Linked DNA regions of Homo sapiens: region 1 is linked to region 2. The links are chromatin loops, found by intact Hi-C in ENCODE. Cell type or tissue: ascending aorta. All regions are shown on one strand. Links, peaks and the distances in the headings refer to the core of each region. The heading gives the core; the rest is flanking DNA.

What was found. Peaks named below come from ENCODE experiments on the same cell type or tissue, not always from the same donor. Only the 100,000 strongest peaks of a DNase experiment are listed, where the experiment ranks them.
Region 1: a loop joins it to region 2, with 2.5 times the contacts of the local background. A loop is called at or near these places in 4 of 110 quality-filtered maps.

What each region holds. Positions count from the first base shown.
Region 1 is chr4:185,179,320-185,187,771 of GRCh38, reverse strand. The region is part of intron 2 of CFAP97 (cilia and flagella associated protein 97); the gene reads left to right. Among named protein-coding and RNA genes, the nearest start is that of CFAP97, 20 kb to the left of the region's middle. In ascending aorta, for the core only: a CTCF peak has its summit at 3,956 (motif pointing right); DNase peaks (open chromatin) are centred at 3,971 and 6,071; H3K27ac peaks cover 4,660 bases.
Region 2 is chr4:186,034,302-186,042,753 of GRCh38, reverse strand. No RefSeq gene overlaps it. Among named protein-coding and RNA genes, the nearest start is that of TLR3, 31 kb to the left of the region's middle. In ascending aorta, for the core only: a CTCF peak has its summit at 4,401 (motif pointing right); DNase peaks (open chromatin) are centred at 2,999 and 4,390; H3K4me3 peaks cover 1,009 bases; H3K27ac peaks cover 492 bases.

The DNA.
Region 1 (8,452 bases), core at 174-8,173, 850 kb after region 2:
GATTCTGATGCATTTGGTCTAGTATGCTGTTGAGATTGGTGACAACCATTGCTGTACGTTGTATGGATATTGCTGGCCTTTTCGACCTGATGTTGAATTACTGAGTTCCAGTCACACTTTGTTGTTGTTGCCGCTCCTGTTGTAAGGACACTCCGGGTTTTTTCCCGTTGGTGAGGCACTTGCATTGCTGTGGCCCTTTTTCTTTGCAGAGGGCTCTGCTTCTCCCTGTTTCTCAAGTCTCTGCCAGGGAGAGCCTTTTTCTAGACATCTATCTTTGGGAGCTTTACACTCCCCATGCCTCTCTGTGTCGCAAAAGCTTGTTTCTCTCCATCGGGATACTTACTAGACTCTGAAATTAGTTAGTTTGCTTGTGTGTCCCATTGCAGTGAATGAAGGCAGGATCTTATTTCTTGTTGGAATTTCCAAATACAGGCACATAATAGACAGTATTTGTAGACTGAAGGGACTGTCAGGAAACTGCTTCTGTTGCACAGCTGTGCTGGTTAGGAAACATATTTCATATGTTCATGGAAATTTCATTTTATAACAGTTGCCCATTCCTGTTAAAACTTGCCATCTGAAATACATAGAATAAGTCTGTGCATCCTTCTGCATTATAATCTTTAAGACATTTGATTAATATTCTCCCCTGGGTAAAATCTCCAATTTTTAATCAAGCCATCTGGGGTAACAATTTTCTTGTAATTCTTTTTTCTTATAATTCTTATGGCCACTTTCCAGTCTGTGTGTTCATTAGTTAAGCTAGAGCATACGATTCGCTAGGTGGATGATTTATTGGGTTGACAGACAGCAGGCTGCAGCTCTCTCCTGCTCTTCTGGATTTCCAGCACCAACCTCAAGTGCTCTAACACAACGATTTTTAAACATTTTGGTCTTAGGACACTTTTACATTCATAAAAGTTATTGAGGATTCTGAAGAGCTTTTGTTTATATAGGTTATAGCTTATATCTGTAAATATTTACCATATTAGAAATTACACATTTTTAAAATATTGATTTGTTTAATAGTAGTAATAAACTCATTATGTAGTTGCCATATAATGTAAGTAATGTATGTCATGAAAAAGGTGTATATCCAAAAAAATTAGTGATTTTTGCTAATCACTAGCATCTGGTTTAATAGAATGTAGCTGGATTCTCAAATCAGCTTCTGCTTATAATCTATTATAATCTATATATCATTGGCTAAAGGATGTATAGAAAATATGCCATATGCAAAATGTTCAAAAATGAAGGAGTATTTTAATAACCTTTTCAGTTACTTGTGGATTTTTTTATACCACAAGTCGTATTTTCTTTTCTGTTGTTGTTGTTTTTTGAGACAGAGTCTCACTCTGTTGCCCAGGCTGCAGTGCAGTGGCGCGAGCTTGGCTCACTGCAACCTCTGCCTCCCGGGTTCAAGCAATTCTCCCACCTCAGCCTCCTGAGTAGCTGGGATTACAGGCGCCCTCCACCACGCCTGGCTAATTTTTGTATTTTTAGTAGAGACGGGGTTTCACCATGTTGGTCAGGCTGGTCTGGAACTCCTGACCTCAGGTGATCCACCTGCTTCGGCCTCTCAAAGTGCTGGGATTACAGGTGTGTACCACCTCGCCTGGCCCACAAGTAATAGTTTCTTAGATGTTAGTTGCAATGTGAAATCTGAAATTAATCTCAGTTAACTTTTAATCGTGAATTTCAAGTCTGTTATGTTAAAACATATTGATCTTTCTTGATTGATTTTTAATGTATATTTTACCTATGCCTGGTTTTGGAATGTGACATATTGGGTATTTGGAAAATATTGTTTCACTGAGCTTACAAATGTTGGCAGGCCAGGTACAGTGGCTACGCCTGTCATCCCAGCACTTTGGGAGGCAGACGTAGGCAGATCACTTGAGCCCAGGAGTTTGAGACCAGCCTGGGCAACATGGTGAAACCCTGTCTCTACAAAAAATACAAAAATTAGCTAGGCATGGTGGTGTGTGCTACTGTAGTCCCAGCTGCGGGGGGAGGTTGAGATAGGAGGATCTCTTGAGCCAGGGAGTTGGAGGTTGCAGTGAACTGAGATCACGCCACTCCATTCCAACCTAGGAGACAGAGTAAGACCCTGTCTCAAAAAAAAAAAAAAAAAAAAAGGTTGGCAAATTTCAGAATACATTATATAGAAATCATAGTTGTTAATATCACTACCAGCCTCATCAGAAAGCTCTTGAGAAGCTGTCAAACTCATGGTGGCAGATACAAGTTTACCTAAAATACTATTTTTTGCTAAAAAGCTCAAATTTTATTATTGGTAATAAATACTGTCAACTGTTTTCCTTGAAGTGACAGAATTGTTCTTTAAAATTATATTTGTAATGCAAAAATTGGATGGTGGTTGAAATTAAATCATAAAATATCATGAGATAATGCAGATTGCTCACTAATATTGTGTAATAACATATATCTTGATATATTTGCCTTTTTTCTTGTGCATCAAATTTCTATTGCTGCATTGCTCTTCGTTCATAATTCTTACTGTGATTTGTATGTGTTGAACCCATTTCCTGTTCAGAAAAAAAAAAGTACAGCTCACTGCCAGCACTCATTTCTTGGGGCAAATGGGAAACGTGTTAAAAAGTTGCAGCCTATTGTTTGGCATTAAAAAGTATTGTTCTTATAAAATTAGGTTAAAAATGGGTTGAAAAGAGAAATGTTCTAGAAGATAAATTAAAATGTTCAATATGTCTAGTGGGCTTTATTTTTTAAATATGGGCTTGTTTGACTAAATCATAATTTTTATTTTTAAGGGGACACTTCCGTTTTTTAAAATCTTGTAAGTACTATTTGTTCCCACAAATTATAAACCCCACTGTATCCTAGGAAAGAGGATTAAAAAACGAGCATACAAAAGGAAGGTATTGTTTCAGCCAATAAAAAGCTTCTTACAGGAAGAAAACACTCAACTCTTAGAATTGTCAAGTTTTTAAAAACCATCTAATAGAAAATAGTCTGATTTCTGGGCTTTTTGTTCAGAGTCATCAGTGATTATCCAGGATTTTGAATACAAGAAGGGAATTCCGAATGAAACAATATTTCTCATATAACAGGTCACCCAAAGACACGCTAGACTTCAGGGTTGATTGAGTGGCTCAAAACTTCATCAGGGACCTACTTTCTAGCACTGTGTTCCTCCAGCCCTGGTGTTGGCTTCGTTCTTAGGCTGCTAGGAGATGTCTGCAGCCGTTTTCAGTGTTCACCTTCAGACACAACAGTGTCCAGAGGAAGAGACAGTGTCTCTTCTCTGACTCTTGGAATGGAGGAAACTTCTTAAAGAAATTTGGCCCAGTCAACATCCACATAGGTCTCCTTGCCCAGAACTGGTTACGCTCCCATTCCCGAACCAGTCGTTGGTAGGGGAAATGGGATTATCCTGGGCCAAGCAGGCTCACCCTGGAAGTCAGGGATCTGTGAAGTAGGAGGAAAATAGATATACAGTAATTGGGCAGCCAACTTTGTCCAAGAGAGCTTCTCAAACTTCAGTATGCATACGGTTAACCCAGGGATACTGTTAAAATGCAGATTTGGGTTCAGTAAAACTAAGGTAAGAGCTAAATCGGCATTTCTAATCAGCCCCTACTGGTGATACCCGTGCTGCAGATCTAGGGACCATGGTCTGAATATCAAGACACTGAGTAAACTATTTGGTTCCATTGAAAATAAAGCATTCTTCACTCTTCCTGTCTAACCCATTTCTGAAACTTAATTAGATATAGAGAACCTAAATATTTTTAACTTTTAAATAAGAAAAATAATCCTACCCCAAACTCCTGAACAGTTCCCCAATTATAATTAAATTGAAATACTGTTAAAAAGCATTTAACACAGATGCTGAGCTAAAATGTAGAAGGGAAGCTTTATTCATAGTACTGCATAGTAAAGAACCCCTGATAGAAGAGATTTGCCAGTAGGTGGCGCTCAGGGCTTTTTAAGGCGCAGGAACAAACATGGCATTTTGCCAGTTGGTACATCTGTTATTGGAGTCCATAATATAACAATCCACCAAGGATTCTTCATAATAATAAAGCATTTTAAACACTAATTAGGACTGTCAGTCTATTATATAAGGTATTGCAATCATTTTTCAAAATTATCATTCATGCTCGATTTACACAGTGAAGCATTTCAGATCCAAAATTATTTTCCTATGTTTTCTTTATTTTCCACCATATAACTGCAACTGTGGTCATGGTAGGTGGATATGAATGCAGAGCCAGGCTTGTGCCTTTTCTGCATTCATCTCTCAATACACTTTATCACTTCTAACTTACACTAAATAAGCTTTTCTAGGCTGCTTTGGCTTACCTAATTTCTTCACTGCCTTTTCTACTTCCTGGAACATAAATCCACTTAGTATGGGGAGGATGATGGTGAAGACAACATGTGAGCCCATCAGAGCACAGCTGAGGCAGGAATGCAGCATACTCTCTGCATCCTTTCAGTTTAAACATTTTCACGGACTTCAGTACAGAGGTTCGGTAAACCAGTTTACTGCTTAAGGTAGTGAATACTAAGTAAAAAATTTTGCAAGTTAACAGCCATATTAGGTGAGAGTTCAGATAATGAGGGATACCTGTATAGCCAACCACATCAACATTTTATTGGTTTAAAAGAACCTTTTTTTTTTTTTGAGACGGAGTCTTGCTCTGTCACCCAGGCTAGAATGCAGTGGCGCAATCTCAGCTTACTGCAGCCTCCACCTCCCGGGTTCAAGTGACTCTCCTGCCTCAGCCTCCCGAGTAGCTGGGATTACAGGCGGGCACCACCACGCCCAGCTAATTTTTGTATTTTTAGTAGAGACGGGGTTTCACCATGTTGGCCAGGCTGGTCGTGAACTCCTGACCTCAGATGATCCGCCCGTGTCAGCCTCCCAAAGTGCTGGGATTACAGGCATGAGCCACCACGCCCAGCCCGTTTGTTGTTTATGAAATAGAAATTTGAACTATAAAATATTAAGCCTATGAAACAAAGATTGATAAAAGAATGTAAAATTGAATCTACCAGTATAGGGCATGGAATGACGAGACAGTGTTGAACCAAGGTAAAGACAGTTTTGAAAGTGGAATAAAACTTAGGCTTCTGGGTGTTACCGACATGATCACAAACAAGACAGCAACTGTTCTGAGCTTCAGGCACTCTATTTGTAGGAGGAGATTGTTGATATAGGTTGCTAGGGTCCATTCTAACTTCAGAGTTCTTCGGGTTCTGTGAGAAATAGTGGAAGAAGGGAAGACCATTGCATAGTGGCAGTATTAGATACAGGACTTTGAAGTGGATCTTGAAAGATTAGTCGAATTTCTGAATATTCAACCTCTTTTAGCTCAAGGGTGGCTGACTTGGGGAATTTTCCACCTCCATGCAAAGCTGCCTTTGCTATGTAAATGTCAAAAAATGGTTGGAATTAGATCCTTCATCTTGACCTGTAAATCCCTGAATAGGCAGAGAGGGCATTAAAAAAATGGAGTAGTAAACAGAAGTTTAGACATCAAGTTATGGTATGAATCTCACCGATTTGGAGAGCATTGAAGACGTTGACCACACTAGATTTAAAGGTATGTTTCATATTTTGTATAGGTAAAATTAGGTCACTTTAAAAAGAATCTGAAACAGCAAAAATTTAAAATATTTTAGAAATACATGGCCTCAAAATCTACTATATAAACTATGAAATAATCACTACAGGATGTATTTTGAGAAGAAAAATAAATACAAGAAATGGGATTGAAGAAGCATTGATGAGCAAAGAAACTGGTTAAATTTTTTGCTAAAGTGATACCAACGTGTGAGGGATTGAAGTGAAGTGCCTTGTTCAAGGGAAGATACAGACCCTGTTATGCTCCATAAGAAAGGAGATGCCCATACTGAGATTAGCTACCAGCACGTCCTGCCTGGCAGCACATTTTATCCTTTCTTCCTGGCAAACTGCAGGAAATCTCAATGCCCTCAACACACTACCAAGTATTGCCAAACATTTAAGAAAAGCAAAAACCAACAGAGAGGCACCAGACTCATAGCTGAAGAATGTAATACTTCAAACTCTTAAAAGAGCAAGCTTGATGATTTTAGGATCTTTGAGGACAAAACTGTTTTCACTAAGACTATGCCGGCTGGGTGTGGTGGCTCATGCCTATAATCCCAGCACTTTGGGAGGCCGAGGCGGGCGGATCACCTGAGGTCGGGTGTTCGAGACCAGCCTGACCAACATGGAGAAACCCTGTCTCTACTAAAAATACAAAATTAGCCGTGCGTGGTGGCACATGCCTGTAATCCCAGCTACTCGGGAGGCTGAGGCAGGAGAATGGCTTGAACCTGGGAAGCGGAGATTGCAGTGAGCCAAGATCGCGCCATTGCATTCCAGCCTGGGCAACAAGAGCAAAACTCCGTCTCAAAAAAAAAAAAAAAAAAAAAAGTATGATTATGCCTTGATTTGCTTTTTATTTAATTAATTTTTTTTTATTTTTATTTTTTTTGAGACGGAGTCTCGCTCTGTTGCCCATGCTGGAGTGCAGTAGTGCAACCTCCGCCTTCCTGGTTCAAGCAATTCTCGTGCCTCAGCCTCCCCAGTAGCTGGGATTACAGGTGTGTGCCACCATGCCTGGCTAATTTTTGTATTTTTAGAGTATTTTGTCTGCAGACAAAAGTCTGCAGAGACAAGGTTTTAAGCCAGGCATTAAACGACTTGCAAAACAAACTCTGCCACTCGCTGACTTTTTAAAATAAAAATGTTATGTTCACATATAATTGGTTTATTATTTTTAGAGGAATTAATATCTTTAAAACAATTTCTAGCATGGTAACTATTGGTAGATGTAACCCACATACACATTCTTTGGGGTCCTCAGTCTTTAGGGGGGGTGTTAAGGGGTCCTGAGGTTTAGGAGAATGGAACTAGAATAGGTGATTAGACTATTCATAATGCTACAAACTTTTGGAGAAAATCTTAGAGAAAAAAGTTTTTAACTTAGTCAATCTCCCAAAATAGAAAAGAATGAGAAAAAACAGTAACAAAACTTCAGTTAAAGATTACAGGAAAAAAGTACAAAGAATGCAAGTGGGTGGTTGGGTAGTTTTAACTTACCAGAAGATACTATCAGAGCATATTAAAAAAAATACAGAAGTATTACTTAGGCTTAAAAATGAAGGAAATTCTGACATAATGCTACATGGGTGAACCGTGAGGACATTATGCTAAGTGAAATAAGGCAATCTCAAAAAGACAAATAAGTGCTGTATGATTATATGAGATGCTTGGAGTGGTCGAAATTATAGAGACAAAGCTTCCAGAGGCGAAGGGAAGGGAGCAATGGGGAGTCAGAGTTTAATGGATACAGAATTTGTTTTACACAATGGAAGGAGTTTTGGAAACTGGTGGTGGTGATGGTTACACAATATGAATGTATTCGGTACCACTGAACTGTATACTTAAAAATGGTTAACGTGGTAAATTTTGTGTTCCGTGTATTTTGCCACAATAAAAAAATAAAACACTAGCCCTGTCTGATAGGGTTTCTGTTATGCTAAATATGAGTGCTCAGTATATGCCAACAGAATTGGGAAAAAAATAAACAACATTCAGCCTAAAAAGATATTTAAAATAGTATAGGAAGAATGAAAATAAGGGCTAGAAAAATACATGCCAATATCTCCTTTAACAAGGAGAAAGTAAAACTTATCAATCCTATTAATATACAACATAGAACTCAAGATGTGAACATCACTAAAAGAGATAGAGAAGGGTGTTTCACATTAGTAAATGGGTCAAATACACTAAAAAGATAAAATTCATTGATTTGAAATGTATGATAAAGGCAAAATAGAACTGGAAAATAACATTTGGGAAGCCACATCACCATGGAAGCATTGATAATCAATTTAAACCAAATAACAACAAAAACTAGCATCTGCTTGTGGGATGCTCTTGGCCACAGGTATTTTGTCACACAATGCTTTTTTAAAAGTGATGAACTAATCAGCTACTACTGCATGACAGATTACCCCAACACTTAGGGAATAGAGAGACCCAAAGGTAGAGGTGACTCAGTGGCCGGGACTACAGTCAACCCAGTGCTGTGTTTTCACATCAGGTGCCTGGGCTTGGTACAGCCTGAAGGCCAGAACCCAAGGGCCCATGTGGGGTTCTCCATGTGGCCTGGCTTCCTCACGTCTCAGCCATAGGGTAGTTGGACTTCTTACATGGTGGCTCAGGATTCTAAGCACGTGTGTTCCAGGAAACAAGGCAGAAACCTCATTGCCTTTTATGACCTAGCCTCAAAAGTCACATAGCATCATTTCTTTCATGCTCTATTGGTTGAAATGGTCATAAACCCTCCCAGATTTAACGCAAAAGGGCATAAACCTCTACTTCTTAATGGGAGGAGTGTCAAATAATGTAAATTATAATAATCTTTAA
Region 2 (8,452 bases), core at 245-8,244:
GAGATTCTTTATATTCACCATTTTCCAACAGTTCAACCATATAGAAGAGCTGAAAAAATTGTACAGGGAACACCCACATACCATTCCTTAGCTTCCACAATTAACGTTTATCGCTTCTCGGCCGTTTGGCTAAGATTAAGTGCACAATTAACGTTTTACTGTATTTGCTTTACCACATAATCATCCATCTATCCATCCCTCTCTTAATCCGTCTTGTTGTTTGATGCATTTGAAAGTAAATTTCAGACATCTATATACTTCACTCCTAGTCTTCCCAAGGCACATCGTTAAGTAGAGTTGGATATTTGTTTAAAGTGTTTTTTAGATAATATTTACATGCAATGAAAATGCATAAATCTTAAGTTTTCACTTGATCAATGTGGATAAATGAACACATCATTAAAATATAGAACGCAGCCTGGGCAACATGGCAAAACCCTGTCTCTACAAAAAAATGCAAAAATTAGCTGGGTGTGGTTGTGCATGCTTGTGGTCCTAGCTACTTGGGAGACTGAGGCAGAAGGATCACTTGACCCAGGAGGTTGAGGCTGCAGTGAACTGTGACCACACCACTGCATTCCAGCATGGACAACAGAGTGAGACCCTGTCTCCAAAAAAAAAAAAAAAAAGAAGAGATAGAAACGTTATTGCTTTGGTCCAGGAAGTTCTCTAGCTCATTCCCTGCCAGTATTCCCCAGACACCTTCTCCCAGAAGCATCTGCTGTTCTGATATCTTTTTTACCACAGGTAAGTTTTTGCCTATTTCTGGAATTTCCAATAGATAGAATAATATATTACGTGGCTTCTTTCACTCAGTATAATGGTATTTGTTTGTTTGTTTGTTTGTTTTTTCTTAGACAGAGTCTCCCCCTGTCACCCAGGCTGGAGTGCAGTGGTGTGATCTCAGCTCACTGCAACCTCTGCCTCCTGGGTTCAAGCAATTCTCCTGCCTCAGCCTCCCAAGTAGCTGGGATTATAGGCACCTGCCACCACACCCAGCTAACTTTTATATTTTCAGTAGAGACGGGGTTTCACCATGCTGGCCAAGCTGGTCTCAAACTCCTGACCTCAGGCGATCTACCCACCTTGGCCTCCCAAAGTTCTGGGATTGCAGGTGTGAGCCACCGCGCCTGGCTCCACTCAGCATAATGTTTTTGAGAGTCGTTCATGCTACCGTTTGTATCAGCAGTTTATTTCTTTCTATTGCTGTGTAGTATTCCCCTGTATAATTCTATAGTTATCCACTCTCCTGTCAGTGATCACCTGTCTTATTTCTAGGTTTCGTGTATTATAAGGAAAGTTGTTGTTGTGAACATTCCTGGGAAAGTCTTTTTGTAACAAAGGTTTTCATTTTCTTAGGTAAACACCTAGGACTGGAATTGCTGGTAGGAACGTCTTTAGTTGTATAAGAGAATGCCAGGCCTTTTGCTAAGTAATCATGCCCTTTCTTACTCCCGTCAAAAATGTAGGCGCCTTCCAATCACTCTACATCTTTGCCCATACTTGTTATTGTCGGTCTTTAGAGTTTAGCCATTCTGGTCGATTGTGATTTAATGTACATTTCCTTGATGACTAATATTGAACATGTTTCCATGTGATCATTGGTATGTCTTTCTTTGTGAAATATCTTCAAATACTTTCCTCCTTTTAAAAATTGGGTTACTTCTCTTTTTTCTCTCTGGCTGGCTTACGTGGTGTCTGCAGCTTGTGCTCTGCCCTGAGAGGGACTCGGTGTCTCTGGACTCTCGCACAGCCACCCTGTCAGGGGCACTTCAAGAAGCCATCTTGGGCCAGGCGCGGTGGCTCACACCTGTAATCCCAGCACTTTGGGAGGCCGAGGTGGGCAGATCATGAGGTTAAGAGATTGAGACCATCCTGGGCAACATGGTGAAACCCCGTCTCTACTAAAAAAAATACAAAAATTAGGCTGAGTGTGGTGGCTCACGCTTGTAATCCCAGCACTTTGGGAGACTGAGGCGGGTGGATCACGAGGTCAGGAGTTCAAGATCATCCTGGCCAACATGGTGAAACCCCGTCTCTACTAAAAATACAAAAATTAGCTTGGCGTGGTGGTGGGCACCTGTAGTCCCAGCTACTCAGGAGGCTGAAGCAGGAAAATCGCTTGAATCCGGGAGGCAGAGGTTGCAGTGAGACGAGATTGCGCCACAGCACTCCAGCCTGGAGACAGAGCGAGACTTCGTCTCAAACAAACAAACAAACAAACATAAAAACCGAAACCTTCTTGACTTCAGCTGGTGCAGTGAAACACCAGTATGCCAATAAGAACGCTCCCGGGAAGCTGGCCACTGCACTGCCTCTCCTGTTGCACTTTCAGCTTTTGGACGTGCAAATTATATCCACCGACATCCCCCAACTTCCCCCATATAAGCTCTGGAGTATTAAGGACATAAACTTTTGTTTTTGTGCTGACTTGAATTTACTAATTTATTAGTAAATTCATAATAAATTCAGCTATAAATTCCAAAAGAAGTAGATTAACATAATTAACATTTCCCTGCATTAGAGTTCTGGTAGCAAGCTTAACTACTGTGGCAATAAAACACACGTTAGCCCTAAATCAAACTATCCTGGGATACTTTGGAGAGCTGAAAAATGCCACACTGGCCACCTCCTTCATGCCTATTTAGTGTAAAAGCGTGTTTGTTTTTGTCTCAAACTGAAGAGTTGGACAACCCGGAACATGATCAATGGCTCGGCGTTTGCACAGAACAGCATCCTCCTCAGCCGGGAGCACTTCAGCCGCTTGAGTTTAAAGAGTGCTTGTGGAAAAGCCAAATACAACTAGAGAGAACATTTTCCCCAACGTCTGGTTTATGTTTTGGGAAGCTCTTGACAGGTACTAGCAGGAACAAGCTTCTTAAGAACCAGCTCAGTAGCTAAGGAAGGAGAGGGCTCGGCACCTCTCACGTTGGTGCTGAGGCTGCGGTTCGGCTGCTGCTTAACCAAGTCAGGGAGCCGAGGTTTCTGCAGGAAAGACTCATCGGCAGGGACCTGCTTCTCACGCGGTCCGTGTGCCAGCGGTGCTTGGTCCTTAGATGGAGGTCTCTGCGTCCTGGAATCTGGAAATGCTGCATGAAGTCACACTTTTCTTCCTTTGCCTCAGGATTCCAGTGTGTTCCGAGTTTTAAATGACCATTTCAGCCAGGTTGTACTTTTTGCAGCATTAAATGGTTACCTCTGGATAGATCACGCTCTTCTAATGAAAATGTCAGGAAATAGATTCAAGGTTACAAACCAAAAGAGGGCCTGCAGCTTTTAGGTTTACAGTTGGTCAAGAATTTAAAGCATTTCTGACAGAAAGAGGCAGCATTACACAGCAATGAAAAGCAGCGTTTTGTAATCAGAAAGATCGAGCTTCACACCATAGTTCTGCCTCTTGGTGACTATCTGTGACCTTGAGCAAGGTTATTCAGCTCCTTAAGCCCCAGGTTTCATATCTGAATAATGGTCGTGTCTACCTTAGGGGACTATTGTGAGGATTAAATGGAATAATGTGCGTCTACTTCTAGCATATAGTAAATACAGAGTGATCGTTATAATTAGTAACTTTCAGTGATAATTTTACTTTCCTATTTAATACATTTGATCAATATGCTTCTTATAATCAAATAGCCCTATGACAGTGTATTTTACTTAATGATTCATTTATTTTCACCAGATATAATTCCATGATTTAATATCCTTCCTTCTCTCTCTCCTTTCCTTCCTTCCTCTAGTTGTACATCAGCTTCTAAGTCCATAATGTAATTGTCAATGATCTCATGTTGCTGTTAAAGTTAACCTCTAGAAGGTTACATTCTCAGCCATGTTAGTTCTCATTGTACTAAGAGTAAAGTTTTTTGTTTTTATTTTTGAAATAGGGTCTTGCTCTGTTGCCCAGCCTGGAGTGCAATGGCGTGAGCATGGCTCGCTGCAGCCTTGACCTCCTGGGCTCAAACGATGCTCCTGGCTCAGTCTCCCTGAGTAGATGGGATGCACAACCATGCCTGGCTAATTATTTTTATTTTTTATTTTTATAGAGATAGGGTCTTACTATGCATAGGGTGGTCTTGAATTCCTGGGCTCAAGGGATCCTCCCATCTCAGCCTTTCAAAGGTCTGGGATCACAGGTATGAGCCACTGCACCCTGCTAGAGTTCTCTTCTATACCTGAACTTCCAGATGATAATAGGATCATAATTGCTGCCTTGCCCTAGATTTAGGGATTATCTTACTAACTATCGAGAAGATTCATTTGGTGCTAGGAATGCATAATCTTCTGCTTTGAAACACTTCTCACGGTTATGTAACAGGAGAGGCTAATCTTGCTATTTCTGGTTATGTAAGGCTGCCTGCAGCTCCTCTGGGCTGAGACGTCAAGAAGTGTGTCATTTCAAGACACAACACTAGATGGCGCAAAGATATCACCTTTTCCCATTTAAGTCCCGAAATTCGAAATTACTGGCAAAGCACAATTTCATTTCATAATTAGGTGATTAAATAAGCTAATTACAGATGCAAAGAATTAGACACTTGAGTGTTCCCTTTGCTCCTTCCCTTCCTCCTCGCTGTCCTCTCATTTTCCTCGCTTGTTCCTTTAGCATGCCTTGAGATTTGGGCTCTCTTGGAGGAGTAGAAAAGTCAGGGCTTTTCCTGCTGCCGAAACAGTGTAGGTAAAGGATCCACAGAGTCGATTTTCCTTCACCTGTGGAAACACTAGGGAATGGCATTGGTGTGTGCCTTCCATCGACTTTTGGGCTGCCTATCTTCCAGGTTATAGAAGGCCTTACTGGGCTTGTGGCCCTCTCTGCCCTGGTCCTTCCCATCCCCTGGCTGGGAAGCTCAGCAGAGTGCCCACAGGTCTGGATTCCAGGTGCTGCTTCCATCTGTGATTCCCGCCTGCCCTGCAGTATTGCTCCCTCTCCTAACAGCTCCATCTCTCCTATCTACATCCTGCCTAGAGGGGCACACCTGTGCATCAGCTCCCTAGTGTGTGCAATCAACAAATTGAGTGAGGTTATCTCCAGAATCACTTTCCCAGTCTAAAGAGCTTATAATTCTTTGAACCAGCTTATCCCTTTGTTCTTTTTGGGGTCCTAATTAGGGAAAAGGAGTCAGGCTGGTGGGACCGAGGGAAAGCAGAAAGAGGAAGCAGATAAGTTATGTAGGCTTGCCTTTCTTCACCAGGACCAGTCCTCCTATGAATATAACTCAATCGTCCTCTACCCACCTTCTCACCAGGCACGGGTAAGTGAGCTCCCTGTAACCCTGGTGTTATCAGTACTGCTCGTAGCCCTCTTCAGCACACAGCAGAAGCACAGTTCTATAAAATCCCCAGCCCTGCAAGACTTTGTTTCCTGGCAGTCAGCTCCTCTTCTGCTGGCCTACCTGTTGCCTTCTTGCAACATATTTTTATACTTTCTTTATTAAACCTGCCTTTCTTTACCTACAACTATCTTGATAAATTCTTACCCCCGTGCCACTGGCCCGGATAGTCACCAGTCACCCATGACATTCTTTTCCCTTCTGTTCCCTGTATGTCATGTCCCACGGCAACCTTCCACACTTTATTCTAAATAAGCACTCATTTGGTCAGTGACTAGGTTAGCAAGTGAATGAATGACCAGCTTCTGTGACCTCATCTGCCTACCTTCAACATTTCCTTTCCTGTCCTCTTCCCCACCCTGCCCCCCAATATGTGCTTTTCTTCATCATTTCACTGTCCTTCCCAGCAACTGAATTTAGAGTCTTCATTCCAGCTCCTCCTGCTCCATTCCTTCCTGCACTCTTTGCTGCTGTTCTCTGCTTGCTTCCCTGCTGTGTCATTTCAGTTGCTAGAGTTTTGTGTTTTGCTTGCCACATCAGTCTCTGGCTTATCTGCATTATATTCCTGCTCACCAAAATAGAATGACTGAGATATTGATTGAAGTGGCAGATTTGGATTCGCCTCAGCTCTGGTGTTAGGTTGTTCTTGGCTTGCTATAAAAAAAATACCTGAGACTGGGTAATTTATAAGAAAAGAGGTTTAATTGGCTCATGGTTCTGCAGGCTTTACAGGAAGCATGGTGCTGTCATCTGCTTGTCTTCTGGGCTGTCTCAGGGAGCTTTTACTCATGGTGGAAGAAAAAGAGGGAGCGGGTGGGTCACATAGCCAGAGCAGGAGCAAGAGAGAGAGTAGGGAGGAGATGCCACACACTTAACCAATCTCTCTGGAACTCACTGTCACAAGGACAGCACCAAGCCATAAGGGATCCACCCCCATGACCCAAAAACCTCCCACCAGACCCCACCTCCAACACTGGAGATTATAATTCAACCTGAGATTTGGAGGGGACAATATCCAAACTGTATCAGCTCACAAATGAGATTTGAATCTGAGTAGTAAGTTTATGACAACCAAGGTGAATTGGTAATGGGAATAGTTAGGAGTATCAGACAAACATAAGAAACAAGTTAGCTTTTTTTTTTTTTTTTTGAGATAGAGTCTTACTCTGTCACCCAGGCTGGAGTGCAATGGCATGATCTCGGCTCACTGAAACCTCTGCCTCCTGGATTCAAGCAATTCTCCTGCATCAACTTCCCCAGTAGCTGGGATTCCAGGCACCCGCCACCATGCCTTGCTAACTTTTGTGTTTTTAGTAGAGTGGGGTTTCACCATGGTGGCCAGGCTGGTCATGAACTCCTGACCTCAAGTGATCCACCCCCCTCGGCCTCCCAAAGTGCTGGGATTACAGGCATGAGCCATTGTGCCTGGCCACAAGTTAGCTTTAATTCTCTGGAGGACAGTCCATGGTCAATGGTCTCAGATGCTTGTAAAATACTTGAAGAGTTGATGCTGCTGCTCAAGCCCACCTCATCAATTCCCAGCCTTTACCAGTTGATAACTGATGGTCTGCAGAGGGATTGGGAACATCGCTCAACCTGTTCCTTATTTCTTATATCAGAGATCGGTACCACATTTCCCCTGTCATGTGCCTGACCCGATGCAATAGCTACTGAATATGTACAAAAGCATACAGACTCTGTATTTGAAAATAAGAACAAGCCCTTGATAGGTAATTGTATACTTATGAATTATCAAAAATTTACTATATGAAAAATAACAGACTTTTTTTTAACCCTGTAAAATGTTTTATAAAAATTTAATTTTAATTGTAATAACACAAATGGATGGATGTTTAGGTGCTAATTAGAAAAGTAATTGGAAATTTTTTCTGTCAAAGTATCCTCATATGTCTGAGGAAATCTTTCCCTACTTGAGGGCTGGGGAGGGAGGGAAGATACAGCAAGGGGATCGGGAATCCATGTGTGCCTCAGGCTCGATCTGTATCCTGAGGGATTGGTAATCAGTGTGTGTATCAGGTGAGATCTGTACCCTGAGGGATTAGGAATCCATGTGTGCATCAGGTGTGATCTGTACACTGAGGGATTAGGAATCCATGTGTGCATCAGGTGTGATCTGTACCCTGAGGGATTGGAAATCCATGTATATATCAGTCATAATCTATACCCTGAGGGATTGGGAATCAATGTGTGTATCAGTCATGATCTATACCCTGAGGGACTGGGAATCTGTGCATGTAGCAGGTGTGATCTGTACCCTGAGGGATTGGGAATCCATGTGTGATCAGGTGTGATCTGTACCCTGAGGGATTGGGAATCCATGTATGTATCAGTCATGATCTGTACCCTGAGGGATTGGGAATCAATGTGTGTATCAGGTGTGATCTATACCCTGAGGGATTGGGAATCTGTGTGTGTATCAGGTGTGATCTGTACCCTGAGGGATTGGGAATCCATGTGTGTTTCAGGCATGATCTGTACCCTGAGGGATTGGGATTCCGTGTGTGCATTAGGCATAATCTGTACCCTGAGGGATTGGGAATCTGAGTGTGTATCAGGTATGATCTGTACCCTGAGGGATTAGGAATCCACGGGTGTATCTGGCGTGATCTGTACCCTGAGGGATTGGGAATCCGTGTGTGCATCAGTCATGATCTGTACCCTGAGGGATTGGGAATCCATGCGTGTATCAGGTGTGATCTGTACCCTGAGGGATTGGGAATCCGTGTGTGTATCAGGCATGATCTGTACCCTGAGGGATTGGGAATCCGTGTGTGCATCAGGCATGATCTGTACCCTGAGGGATTGGGAATCCGTGCGTGTATCAGGTGTGATCTGTACCCTGAGGGATCGGGAATCCTAGTGTGTATCAAGTATGATCTGTACCCTGAGGGATTGGGAATCCGTGTGTGCATCAGGCATGATCTGTACCCTGAGGGATTGGGAATCCGTGCGTGTATCAGGTGTGATCTGTACCCTGAGGGATCGGGAATCCTAGTGTGTATCAAGTATGATCTGTACCCTGAGGGATTGGGAATCTGTGTGTGCATCAGGCATGATCTGTACCCTGAGGGATTGGGAATCTGTGTGTGTATCAGGTGTGATCTGTA